Regions from separate parts of the Homo sapiens genome. Here regions 1, 3 and 4 are each linked to region 2. Evidence: chromatin contacts called from ENCODE Hi-C or POLR2A ChIA-PET data. All regions are on one chromosome and are shown on one strand. The core of a region is the stretch at or near the end of the contact, and the rest is flanking DNA. Distances in the headings are between cores, read along the strand shown.

Region 1 (2,700 bases), core at 51-2,550, 800 kb before region 2:
GCTCAAGCGATCCTCCCCCACCTTGGCTTCCCAAAGTGCTGGGATTACAGGTGTGAGCCACCGTGCAGGCCTTATATGATCTTCATATCCTGAACTAAATGTAACCTTCCAGTTTCGGCACTTGCTCTGGCACTTTTCCTCCCTCGCCAGATAATACTAATCTTTAATCATGTAGTTCGTTTCCATGCCCATACTACCCTATTTGCTTATAATGTCTTCCACTTCGCCCAAGAATCCCTACTCAGCTAGCTTGTGGTGTTGTTTTGACACAGTCTCGCTCTGTCGCCCAGGCTGGAGTACAGCGGCGAGATCTCGGTTGGCTGCAACCTCCTCCTGAGTTCAAGCGATTCTCATGCCTCAGCCTTTCGAGTAGCTAGGATTACAGGCATGTGCCACAAAACCTGGCTAATTTTTGTATTTTTTACTAAAGACGAGGTTTCACCACGTTGGCCAGGTTTATCTCCAACCCCTGACCTCAGGTGATCCGCCTGCCTTGGCCTCCTAAACTGCTGGGATTACTGGCGTGAACCACCGCGCCCGGCCCTACTCAGCCTTTAAAACCGGAATCACGGGTCAAAACTTTCTGGTAAACCACGATACGGTTTAGGTTATGAAATTCAATGCCCCCTTCCTCTGAACTCCTGCAAATCTCCAGTAAAGCACCACAGATTGACGAATATTCCAGCCATTTCCCTCTCCCGTACGCTAGCTCCATTTCCCACTTCTATCCATCTTCTCGAGCTTCCTCAGCTCCTCCACCTCCATGAGGCCTGGAAAGCACCTTGCTCCAGGAATGCGAGTAGGAGGCTCAGAGCGACCAGAAGTGCCAAAAGCTGACATTCAGATACTGCCGAAACAAACCACAAGAGCGCTAGGGCCCCCGCTAATAGTCCAGCTGCGATGGTGAGAACTCGCGGACCCGCCGGCGATGCATGCCGGGAGATGTAGTCCCGGGCCGACGCATTACCTCTTGGGAGTCGTGGTCTTCGATCTGGTAAACAGAAGACGGCAACTCGGTTAAGTCTTCCCCCACCGCCCCCTGAAATCCCTCGCCCCACCCGCGAGGGACTGGGGTAGGAGTAGGGGCGTTGCCGTGGTTAGCCTCGAACTCCTAGGCTCAGACGATACTCTCGCCTCGGCCTCCCGAGCAGCTGGGACTACACGCGTGAGCCACCGCCCCCGGCATAAAGTTTGAATTAGTCCTTACGCAAAAAGGGAAGAGGGCAGTCTGTAAACTCGCGCAGGATCAAGCTCTCGAGCTCCCGTCTTGGGTTAGCGCGCAGGGCGGAAGCGGGGAGAAGGCGGATCCGGGAGGCGGGGATACGTTACGTCGACGCGGGCGTGACCCTGGGCGAGAGGGTTTGGCGGGAATTCTGAAAGCCGCTGGCGGACCGCGCGCAGCGGCCAGAGACCGAGCCCTAAGGAGAGTGCGGCGCTTCCCGAGGCGTGCAGCTGGGAACTGCAACTCATCTGGGTTGTGCGCAGAAGGCTGGGGCAAGCGAGTAGAGAAGTGGAGCGTAAGCCAGGGGCGTTGGGGGCCGTGCGGGTCGGGCGCGTGCCACGCCCGCGGGGTGAAGTCGGAGCGCGGGGCCTGCTGGAGAGAGGAGCGCTGCGGACCGAGGTGAGTGTGTGAGGCGCAGGCTGGGCCCTCCAGAGCCGCGGCTCGTCCTCGCCCACCTGCGTCCTGGCCGGTCCAGTGCTCAGCGGCAGTTGGGGCCTCCGCGCGCAGTGTGAAACCCGGACGTGGCAGGGCGTGTCCGCGCCCGACCGACCCTCAGCTGCTGGGGCGAAAACACAAGTGGACCTCAGTCTTTAGAACTAGGGGAGAAACATTAGAGCCTTTATAGGCAACACCTATTTTATGGGTTCGAGCGAGAAGTCCGAGATCAGAGCGGTGTAGCCACAGCTGTTTAATATCACAGCCAGGGCTTCCGGATTCCTGATCTGTCTTTCCATTACACCGTGCTTAGAAAGTACCAATCTCCGATTGCCAAAACAGTGTTTTCATCATCTAATGCGGAAAACCATTCACATGATGCCTAGAGAATGATCTGAAGTGAGGTTTGGTTTTCTTAAAACTTTTTTTTTGAGATGGAGTCTCGCTCTTCCGCCCAGGCTGGAGTGTAGTGGCGCGATCTCGGCTCACTGCAACCTCCGCCTCCCGGATTCAAGCGATTCTCCTACCTCAGCCTCCCGAGGAGCTGGGATTACAGGCCCCCACCACCACGCCGCCAGGCTGATTTTTGTATTTTTAGTAGAGACGGGGTTTCACCATGTTGGTCAGGCTGGTCTCGAACTTCTGACCTCAGGTTATCCACCCGCCTCTGCCTCCCAAAGTGCTGGGATTACAGCCGTGAGCCACAGCGCCTGGCCCCTGTTTTTTTGTTTGTTTGTTTGTTTTTAACTTCTAAAGCGCAATGTAATATACATGTAGAAAAATTCACATTCACAACTGTATACAACTCCGTGAATTATTACAAAATATACTGGCCGGGCGTCGTGTCTCACGTCTGTAGTCCCAGCACTTTGGGAAGTGGAGGCGGGAGGACGATTGAGCCCAAGAGTTCGAGAACAGCCTGGTCAAGATAGTGAGACCCGCATCTCTACAAATAGGAAAAATTAGCTAGGCATGGTGGCGTGCACCTGTAGGCCCAGCTATTCAGGAGGCTGAGAAGGGAGGATCTAGCCTGGGAGGTATAA
Region 2 (2,700 bases), core at 72-2,571:
GTTACAAGCCTGAGCCACTATGCTTTGCCGAAGATTCCCGTCTTCCCACTGAACCTTCTTCTTTCCTTCTCCTGGGCCATTCCTGAGCCCTGGCTGAGGGGAGAGAAGGGAAGGAAAGCCCCTCCTGCGGCCATCTCAGCATCCAAGGCAATCCTTCTGGGGCTGCTCTGTCTCCAGGGCCCCAGCCATCCCCAGACACTGAGTGCCTGAGGGGGGACCCTCACTCCTGTGGCACTATGGTAAGATAGGAAACAGTGGCTTCTCCTCAAAGCAGCCTCGCCGGTCGGTCAGCTGACTACCAACATGGGAAGTGGCCGAAGATCCACATGGAATGACACTGATAAGCACTTTGCAGTGTCTGAAACTCTTAAACATCAGTGCTGTCTTCCTAGTTTTACAGACACAACTCTGTGGGTTGGATGAGGTTTTTCTAAATGTACAAATGCAGAAATATACGGAGGGAGTAAAGGGACTGCCTACAAATCACATCTAGAGTGTGGTGTACCTGATTTCAAGTCTTTTATTTTATTCTCGCAGCAACGGGAGAATCCGCAGTCGAGGGAGGTGAAATGACTTGCTGAACGCCACACGGCGGACTCCAAGCCCCGAGCTCCTATAACAGAGGAGGAGGAAGGCGGGCTCAGCTCCTGCCACCCAGCAGCGGGGGAGATGCAGCCCGGGACTAGGCTGGGCCATGGGGACAGATCCAGGCCCCGCCCCCTGACCTTGTTCTCTGCCCGCCGGGAAGTGGGGAACTTGCGGGGAGCAGCCTCAGCTAGTCCCTGGGGCAGAGTCTCCACTTGGGTGCACGCCCTGGGGTGGGGCTTCTTCGGGAAGCCGGGGGCCTTCAACTCTGCTCAGGAGCTCGGGCCGGAGAAAGGCCCCGAGACTTGAAGCCCTTGCCCGGGAGGGATGAACACGCAAAGGAACCCGAGGAACGGGGTAGGGGACCAAGAGTAGGACCAGCTTCTCCTGCGCGGGGACAGGGCCTGTGGAGCGGCCTGGAGGAATCTCTCCCAGCCGCGAAGCCCGGGAAGGCTGCGAGGCCCCAGCGCGGAGCGGCCCCTCCCACCTCCCCGAGGGCAGGCGGAGCGAAGCCTCGGGGCCCGGGCCCAGGTTTTGTGCCTACGGAGGCTGGACTTCCCCGCCACCCCGAGGAGTCACCGAGAGCCTTCTCTCCCTCGCAGGGGCCCTGGGAGGCCCGCGCTTTCTCTGAAAGTGGAAGGAGTGGGCGGGGGGCGCGGCCGAGGCGGGGCGCGGGCGTGCAGCGGCGCAGGCTCCGCCCCGGGGCCGTCTCCAGCCGGGGGCGCCGAGCCGCTCCAGTCCCCGGCGCGCCGCGGGCTGGTGGGCTCAGCGGCGGCGCCGGCACTGGGAAATGACCCTGCCCGGGGGCCCAACGGGCATGGCGCGGCCGGGGGGCGCGAGGCCCTGCAGCCCGGGGCTGGAGCGGGCCCCGCGCCGGAGTGTCGGGGAGCTGCGCCTGCTCTTCGAGGCGCGCTGTGCGGCGGTCGCTGCGGCCGCCGCCGCGGGGGAGCCCCGGGCCCGCGGGGCCAAGCGGCGTGGGGGACAGGTCCCCAACGGGCTTCCGCGGGCTCCCCCGGCCCCGGTGATCCCTCAGCTGACCGTGACAGCCGAGGAGCCCGACGTGCCCCCGACCAGCCCTGGGCCGCCGGAGCGGGAGAGGGACTGCCTCCCGGCAGCGGGCTCTTCGCACCTGCAGCAGCCGCGCCGCCTTTCCACCTCGTCGGTCTCCTCCACTGGCTCCTCGTCGCTGCTCGAGGACTCGGAGGACGACCTGCTGAGCGACAGTGAGAGCCGGAGCCGCGGCAACGTGCAGCTGGAAGCGGGCGAGGACGTGGGTCAGGTACGGGCCGCGGGGGCGGGGCCAGCGCCGGGCGCGGGGGCTGCACGGGGGACCTGGCTGGGTGCTCCCGGAGGACCCGCTCCTGTCCATGCTCCCTCCAGCGGAAGGTCCTGTTCTCGCGGTTTAGGAGGAATCTGGGGGTCAGAGGGAGGCGCCTGGCCGACCTCTCGCCTGGGCAACTTTCACCTCGGCTCCGCCGGCGGGTCGTGGCGCTGGCCCTGGGGCGTCTAAGAAGCGGGGCGAGGAGCAGGCGACCCGCCGCGGGGACTGGGCGAAGCGGGGGTAGCGGACCTTGTTGGCTGTGGGTTAGGACAGGAGGGATCGGAGGGGCTGAGCCTTGCCGGGTGAACCCTCGGAAGGAGAGAGGCGAAGGAGAGTTTCCCTTACCCCCCGCCCCCTCTCCGGTGCCGCGGCCGCACCCCCGCCGTTGCCACGGTTTCCCTCTCCTGAGTGGGAGTGGAGCGGCGCTCCAGGCTCTGCTCGGGAGCCGCTGCCGTCTGCTCCCAGCGCCCGCACGAGGCGTGGACGCAGGGGAGGGAGGGGCGTGGGCCTGGGAGCTCTGGCTGGGAGCGGAACGCAGCCCACCCAGTGCGCGCCCTGCCTCCCATCTTCCCGGCTCGCCGCTCCTGAGCGCGGCAGAGAGGGGCGGTAAACTGAGGCTGCAAGGGGGCAGGATCACTCTGCTAGTCTCTGCCTCTGATAGCCTGGGTGTTCTGGGACCAGGTCTGACCCTCGGAAAACACAGCCCTGGGCACTGTTAAGTCATTCCTGACGCCCGCCACTTAGGGATGTGCGGCTCCCGGGACACCCTCCTTGTTCCCCTCGTTTTAACCAAG
Region 3 (2,700 bases), core at 33-2,532, 600 kb before region 2:
CCCTCAGTGGGGCTGGTGAGAGTCACAGTTCTCCGCACGTGGCCAGGAAGTTGAGCAAGAGTAACCCAACCACATAAGGTATGGTGCAAACCTGGAAACTTCTGAGAGCAAAGGGATGCTCTTAGTTGTTAGGCGGGGGCCGCCCAGCAGAGCCAGGACGGTGGCGACCCTAGTCCAGAGCCTTCCACTTTAGCAAGGTAGAATCCAAGGGCCCCAGAAGGGAACAGACTCCATCTGGGTCGCCTAAGCAGGTGAGAGAGGAAAACCCAACCACAGTCGCGCCCCAGCCCTCGCAGGTCCCTGGCTGAGGACTCCCCTCTCCACCTCAGGCTGGGCGGCCCCCGCCTTCACGCTTGCTCCCACTTGTCCCTCGTTCTTGCTAGGCTTGGCAGGTATTTGTTCCCTGCTCCTTCACGCTCTCAGTGCCGTGGCCACGTCGCTGGGTACGCCCCACCAGGCAAGAGACATTTTCCGTCTTGTTCTCTGCCACGTCCCCAGAGCCTGGAACAGTGCTTGGCACAGAGTGGACGCTCATTCGTGGAGTAAGTGCCTGATGGATAATCCATCACTTGCTTTTCTAGTATGAATGGTCTATTTACGGGTCCAGCGCCCCTGCTGGCTTACGACCTTTTCCAGGGCGGGGAGGGGCTGTCCTCATCTCTGTGACCCCAGCGCCCAGCCCAAGGCCTGGCACAGAGTAAGTGCTCAACCACATTTTGGTGAATGAGTGAATGGAAGCGGCCCAGCAACCCTGAGCCAAGGAGCCACTGTGGGGCAGGTCAGGGCGGTTCCTGGCACAGGGCTTCCCACTAGCCTGGCCACCAGCTCTGCGGTCTCCTGGAAGCTGGGGGGCCTTTGGGTAAGGGAGAAGAGTGGCCAGGAGTTGTCTGCGTGTGCCCTGTGACGGTGGGATAGAGACAGCGATTGGATTGAGGAACGGGAGGTTCCCCGAGGCTGTTTAGAGAGGCGGGAGCGGGAGCTGGTCAGGGAGGCTGGACAGACCACCCGAGGGAGCGGAGCTTGGGCACGAAAGCCAAAACTGGGCGGCGCGGGGCGGGTGGGGAAGGCCGGCTGAGAAAGCCGGGATTGCCTCCTGGTGTCAAAGCTCGGAACTGCAGCAGGATCCTGGGGGCGGGGCTTGTGTTCAGCAGCACTCGCCACGCGCCCAGCCCTCAGCCCTCGTCTCGCCTTCTGCTGGCTGGCCCGGCGACGTTGTGCGCCAGCGTACGCGGGGCTCTGAGAACCCGGAAGTTACGTTTTAGGCCCGCGTCACGGGGGCGGGAGTCAGCTGAGCTGCCGGGGCGAGGTTGGGATCACCTGGCACCGGCTGAAGGGAGCCTGTGATTTTTTTGTAGCGGGGGCGGGGAGTAAGGTGCAAGACTGCGCCAGATTCAAGGACGAGGGCTGCCCGATTATCTCGCTGCATAAGGCAAGAGCAAGAGGATCCTCAGGATTTTAAAGAGGAGGCGACGGCTGCAGGTTCCCAGGATCTGTCAGAGGCTGGGGAGTTACAGCTTCCATTCTGGGGCGACGGGGACCCCGGGGGGGTAGCCCTTTTGTAATCCCCAGGCCCCGGACAAAGAGCCCAGAGGCCGGGCACCATGGCGTCCATCCTGGATGAGTACGAGAACTCGCTGTCCCGCTCGGCCGTCTTGCAGCCCGGCTGCCCTAGCGTGGGCATCCCCCACTCGGGTAAGGAAGAGGAGGGTGCCGCTGCCCCTTTCGGCTCTCCTAGCATTTGCGTGGGAGCAGCGAGGAGGGCAGCTCCAAGAGCTCGGGGTCATCCCCTGGGCCGTGCCTTCCGGGTCTAGGCCCCTGATTCTCCTCAGGCTCTCTTGGCCCCCAGCTGGTGGATAGTCGAAGTTTGAAAGAGCAACGGGAGCTGCCGCGTGATCTAGGCTCTACCGCTAGGGTCCTTTTGAGAGGGAATTGGGGCCCAGATAAGGAATTACTCACCTACAGGGCGCAGTTGGGCTGTTGGGAGAACTTAGAATGGGCTCCCGGCTTCTGCTGATGCTTTTCCCACCAGGCCCCTTCTGGAGGTGGGAGGGAAGGAATGGACAAAGAAAGTGGTGAAGGCGGAGTATTGCAGAGGAAGAAGGGAGGGTCCCAGAGGGAATTTTGTCGCTGAACGGGGAAAATGGAGATGAAATCTTTTTGGCCTTGGCTATAGCTGGGTGCAGCCTGGAGTTTGGGGACGTTTTTGTAGAAAGTAGTGAGTCTCCAGGAGAATGAGGGCATAGGGAGCCCTGGGGAACTGTTCCAGTGAGTGGAGTTAACGAATTGGAGCTGCTTTCACTCTAGTCTTTACCTTCATTCAATGCTCAAAATATCCCAGCACTTGCCAACTCTACACTGAGGCTCATTACCGCATGGGCAGGGAGGGGGGCAGAGAATGGGGCTATACTACTTCAGTTAAGCTGGGATTGCTGGGCCAAAGACCTGATAAGGGAGAATACCCAGACCACCAGTCCCGTCCCACCTCCACGCAGCCCCATTACCAGTGGGAGCAGGTATATCATGCTGTGACAGCATCTTAAGGGTTCAAAGAATCAACCCCTCACTGCTGTCAGAGTGTGGAAAGAGCTCCAGACCTCTATTGTAAAGGTGACCAGCAAACGACTTGATATCAAACTATTTGTTAACCAAGGTCCTGGGGATAGGAATATGTCAGGAAAGTGGCGAGGAGCACTGTGGTGT
Region 4 (2,742 bases), core at 14-2,513, 540 kb before region 2:
TTTCCCACTTATATCTGCGACACCTTCGGAATGAATATGTGAAGTGTGAAGATCACGTTTAGTTTAAATATTGAATTAGAATCGAATGAGAAGCCATGTTGCACATTGCCCCTGCCAGCCATCTCCTGGCCAGTTTAGAGAGAAGGCCTTCAGCTGCCTCTGTTTCCCTTTTACAGTCAGTGACATCCCCTGAGGGCAGTCCCTTGCTGCGTATTGGGTCAACCCCCGGCGGCCTGTGGACTCGGCTGGGAGGCCAGAAGCCGAGGGAGAAGACCAGTAGCTGGCCATAGTCTTGTGGGGGCCTCACTGGGCCCTCCTTGCCCGCTGCTCCCGGAACCTTGTGCCTATGGATTAATCATTGCTGCAAAATCTCACGTCCAGGAAGAATTAAACCCATCGCCTTGGGGGCAAGACTAGCCTGGCTTTTGCATCTTTATAGCCTTTCTCCGCAGGTGCAGCCACCACCTCCAAAGTGACTGCCGGTCGGTCCAAGCGCTCTAACAGGCTCTTCCCCGAGCCTACCTGGGCTCGAGGGGTCCCACACCTGGTCCGGGGCGTAGCCCATGTGAGGCCTGCAAGCTCCGGGCGCCTGGCCTACCTAACTCAGCCCCGCAGTCTCTGCAGAACCCCCTGCAGCCCCGTGGCCCAGTTTCTCCATTTGCTCACAATGGCCAACGGCGTGAGGCACTTGAGCGGAATGCGGACGGTGCCTCCGACAGCTTTCCCGCAGTGCATGATCTCAGGAGGGGCCCCAGAGACGGAAGTTTACGACGCCCAGAGCGCTCCTTCTGGACGTGCCCTGGACTCGACTTGGGACTGAGTCTGTGCCGCCTAGGCTGGCAGGGACTCGGCCAGATGCACTAGCGGCAAGGCTGGGCTGACACCGCCTGGGACTCGCTCGCCGTACCTCCAAGGGGCCCAGGTCATGAGGGGGCGGCTGGGGAGACGCCCGCCCGGTGCCCGCCCTGGGCCCGGCGGGTGCCCCCTGCCCGCCGCCTGACGCAATCCGAGGCGCCCTTGCTGCATGCCGGCGCTGGAGAAACCTCCCCTGCCGTTGCATCACTCCTGCCAGGTTTGCCACAGAGGTGGAGCTGAACCAATCAGCGGGCGCGCTGGGCCCGCGGCGCGGTTAAGTGAGAAGCAGAATCCGAAGTTGATTGGCCAAAAGGGGATTTGCCCCACCCCAATCACCGCGGCAGCTGGCCGCGGTGGGCGTGGTCTCCCGGCAAGAAGGTTTAAAGGGCGCCTCCATGGGGGGCGCTCAGCTGGAGCTACCGAGCGGTGCCAGGCCAGGTGTGTGCGTCCGTCGGTCTTTCCGTGCCCACGCCGGAGACCAGCCCCGGAGGCCGCCTGGGCCTATCCCTGTGCCAGGCACCATGAAGCAGGAGTCTGCAGCCCCGAACACCCCGCCCACCTCGCAGTCCCCTACGCCGTCCGCTCAGTTCCCCCGAAACGACGGCGACCCTCAAGCGCTGTGGATTTTCGGGTACGGCTCCCTGGTGTGGAGGCCCGACTTCGCCTACAGCGACAGCCGTGTGGGCTTCGTGCGCGGCTACAGCCGCCGTTTCTGGCAGGGAGACACCTTCCATCGGGGCAGCGACAAGATGGTGAGCATCCAACCGTGCCCAGGGGAGTGAGGGGGTTGGGGGCGGGATACTGGGCGCCAGTGCCCTGGAATGTCCGGGGCTCTCTGGGCCAATAGAAAGAAATGTGTAAACCTGTGTCTGGGGTTTGTGGCTCATTTAAATGTATGTGCCCAGTGCATCACTGTGATGGCTGGAGTCTGTGAACCTGTGGATCCCTGTGTTGATCACCAACTGGGACCACTGACATGTCAGTGTTTCTGGACGTTTCTCCTACATCCGTGCATCGCTCCCCCACCTTCCCCTGCATGAATGGGACTCAGCATGCAGAGTGGGGCACTTGGAGGCCCGGGTCAGCGGGATTGATAAAGGTTTCCTTGCTGATGGCAGAGCTGATTTCTAACTTGTCTATTTCAAAATATTTCTTCCCTCCCTAGCCTGGCCGTGTGGTGACGCTCCTTGAAGATCATGAGGTAAGTGCCCGAATCATGAAGGGGAACCCTGGCCCAGTGTGAAGGGGGACCAGCAGAGAGAGCTCATAGGCTCTTGGCTGCAGGCTAGCTCTGTCTGATGCTTCTCTGGCAGAGTAGAAACGTGTTCTAGCTCAGTGCTTCTCACCAAATCACATGAGGATCTTGTTAGAATGCAGATTTTAGTTCAGTAGCATGAGAATGGGTCCTGAGACACAGCATTCCTAACTAGCTTACAGGTGATGCCACCACATCCTGGACCACACTTTGAGGAGGAATCCTGTCTTCCCTGGTACTAGACCACTTTGTCAACTGTTTTTTTTTTTTGTTGTTGTTGTTGTTGTTTTGTTTGTTTGTTTTTGAGACAGAGTCTTGCTCTGTTGCCCAGGCTGGAGTGCAGTGATGCAATCTTGGCTCACTGCAACATCTGCCTTCCAGATTCAAGCGATTCTCCCACCTCAGCCTCCCGAGTAGCTGGGATTACAGGCATGCGCTACCACACTCAGCTAATTTTTGTATTTTTAGTAGAGACGGAGTTTCACCATATTGGCCAGGCTGGTCTGGAACTCCTGATCTCAAGTGATCTGCCCACCCTCAGCCTCCCAAAATGCTGGGATTACAGGCATGAGCTACTGCACCTGGCCTCAACTATGCCTTTTTTTTTTTTTTTAAGACGGAGTCTTACCCTT

Evidence for each region. Hi-C counts contacts between places; a loop is a spot of excess contacts on that map. ChIA-PET counts read pairs that join two places held with the same protein, here RNA polymerase II (POLR2A). Pooled maps may share reads with other maps.
Region 1: a pooled map shows a loop between it and region 2 (6-fold over the local background). The contact joins the promoter of RAD51-AS1 here to the promoter of ITPKA in region 2. A Hi-C loop is called at or near these places in 5 of 50 pooled maps.
Region 3: a pooled map shows a loop between it and region 2 (6-fold over the local background). The contact joins the promoter of VPS18 here to the promoter of ITPKA in region 2. A Hi-C loop is called at or near these places in 2 of 37 single-sample maps with no recorded cell type and 6 of 50 pooled maps. POLR2A ChIA-PET finds 5 or more read pairs at or near these places in 1 of 52 experiments (CD8-positive, alpha-beta memory T cell).
Region 4: a pooled map shows a loop between it and region 2 (7-fold over the local background). The contact joins the promoter of CHAC1 here to the promoter of ITPKA in region 2. A Hi-C loop is called at or near these places in 8 of 50 pooled maps. POLR2A ChIA-PET finds 5 or more read pairs at or near these places in 4 of 52 experiments (AG04450, HEK293T, T-cell and 1 more).

Annotation. Positions count from the first base shown.
Region 1 is chr15:40,693,805-40,696,504 of GRCh38, forward strand. It overlaps RAD51-AS1 (RAD51 antisense RNA 1), which reads right to left and starts at 1,301. Exons shown (of 2, transcript NR_040058.1): 1 at 1,208-1,301; 2 at 1-991. It overlaps RAD51 (RAD51 recombinase), which reads left to right and starts at 1,370. Exons shown (of 10, transcript NM_002875.5): 1 at 1,370-1,621. RefSeq lists enhancers at 360-539, 422-1,019, 900-1,049, 1,520-1,579, 1,617-2,214 and 1 more.
Region 2 is chr15:41,492,553-41,495,252 of GRCh38, forward strand. ITPKA (inositol-trisphosphate 3-kinase A) reads left to right here and starts at 1,322. Exons shown (of 7, transcript NM_002220.3): 1 at 1,322-1,864. The coding sequence starts at 1,376. RefSeq lists enhancers at 224-724, 725-1,225 and silencers at 962-1,581, 1,602-1,781, 1,892-1,941.
Region 3 is chr15:40,893,168-40,895,867 of GRCh38, forward strand. It overlaps VPS18 (VPS18 core subunit of CORVET and HOPS complexes), which reads left to right and starts at 1,283. Exons shown (of 5, transcript NM_020857.3): 1 at 1,283-1,692. The coding sequence starts at 1,602. RefSeq lists a silencer at 999-1,168 and an enhancer at 2,009-2,098.
Region 4 is chr15:40,952,208-40,954,949 of GRCh38, forward strand. It overlaps CHAC1 (ChaC glutathione specific gamma-glutamylcyclotransferase 1), which reads left to right and starts at 1,264. Exons shown (of 3, transcript NM_024111.6): 1 at 1,264-1,607; 2 at 2,021-2,056. The coding sequence starts at 1,377. RefSeq lists an enhancer at 473-1,066 and a silencer at 738-997.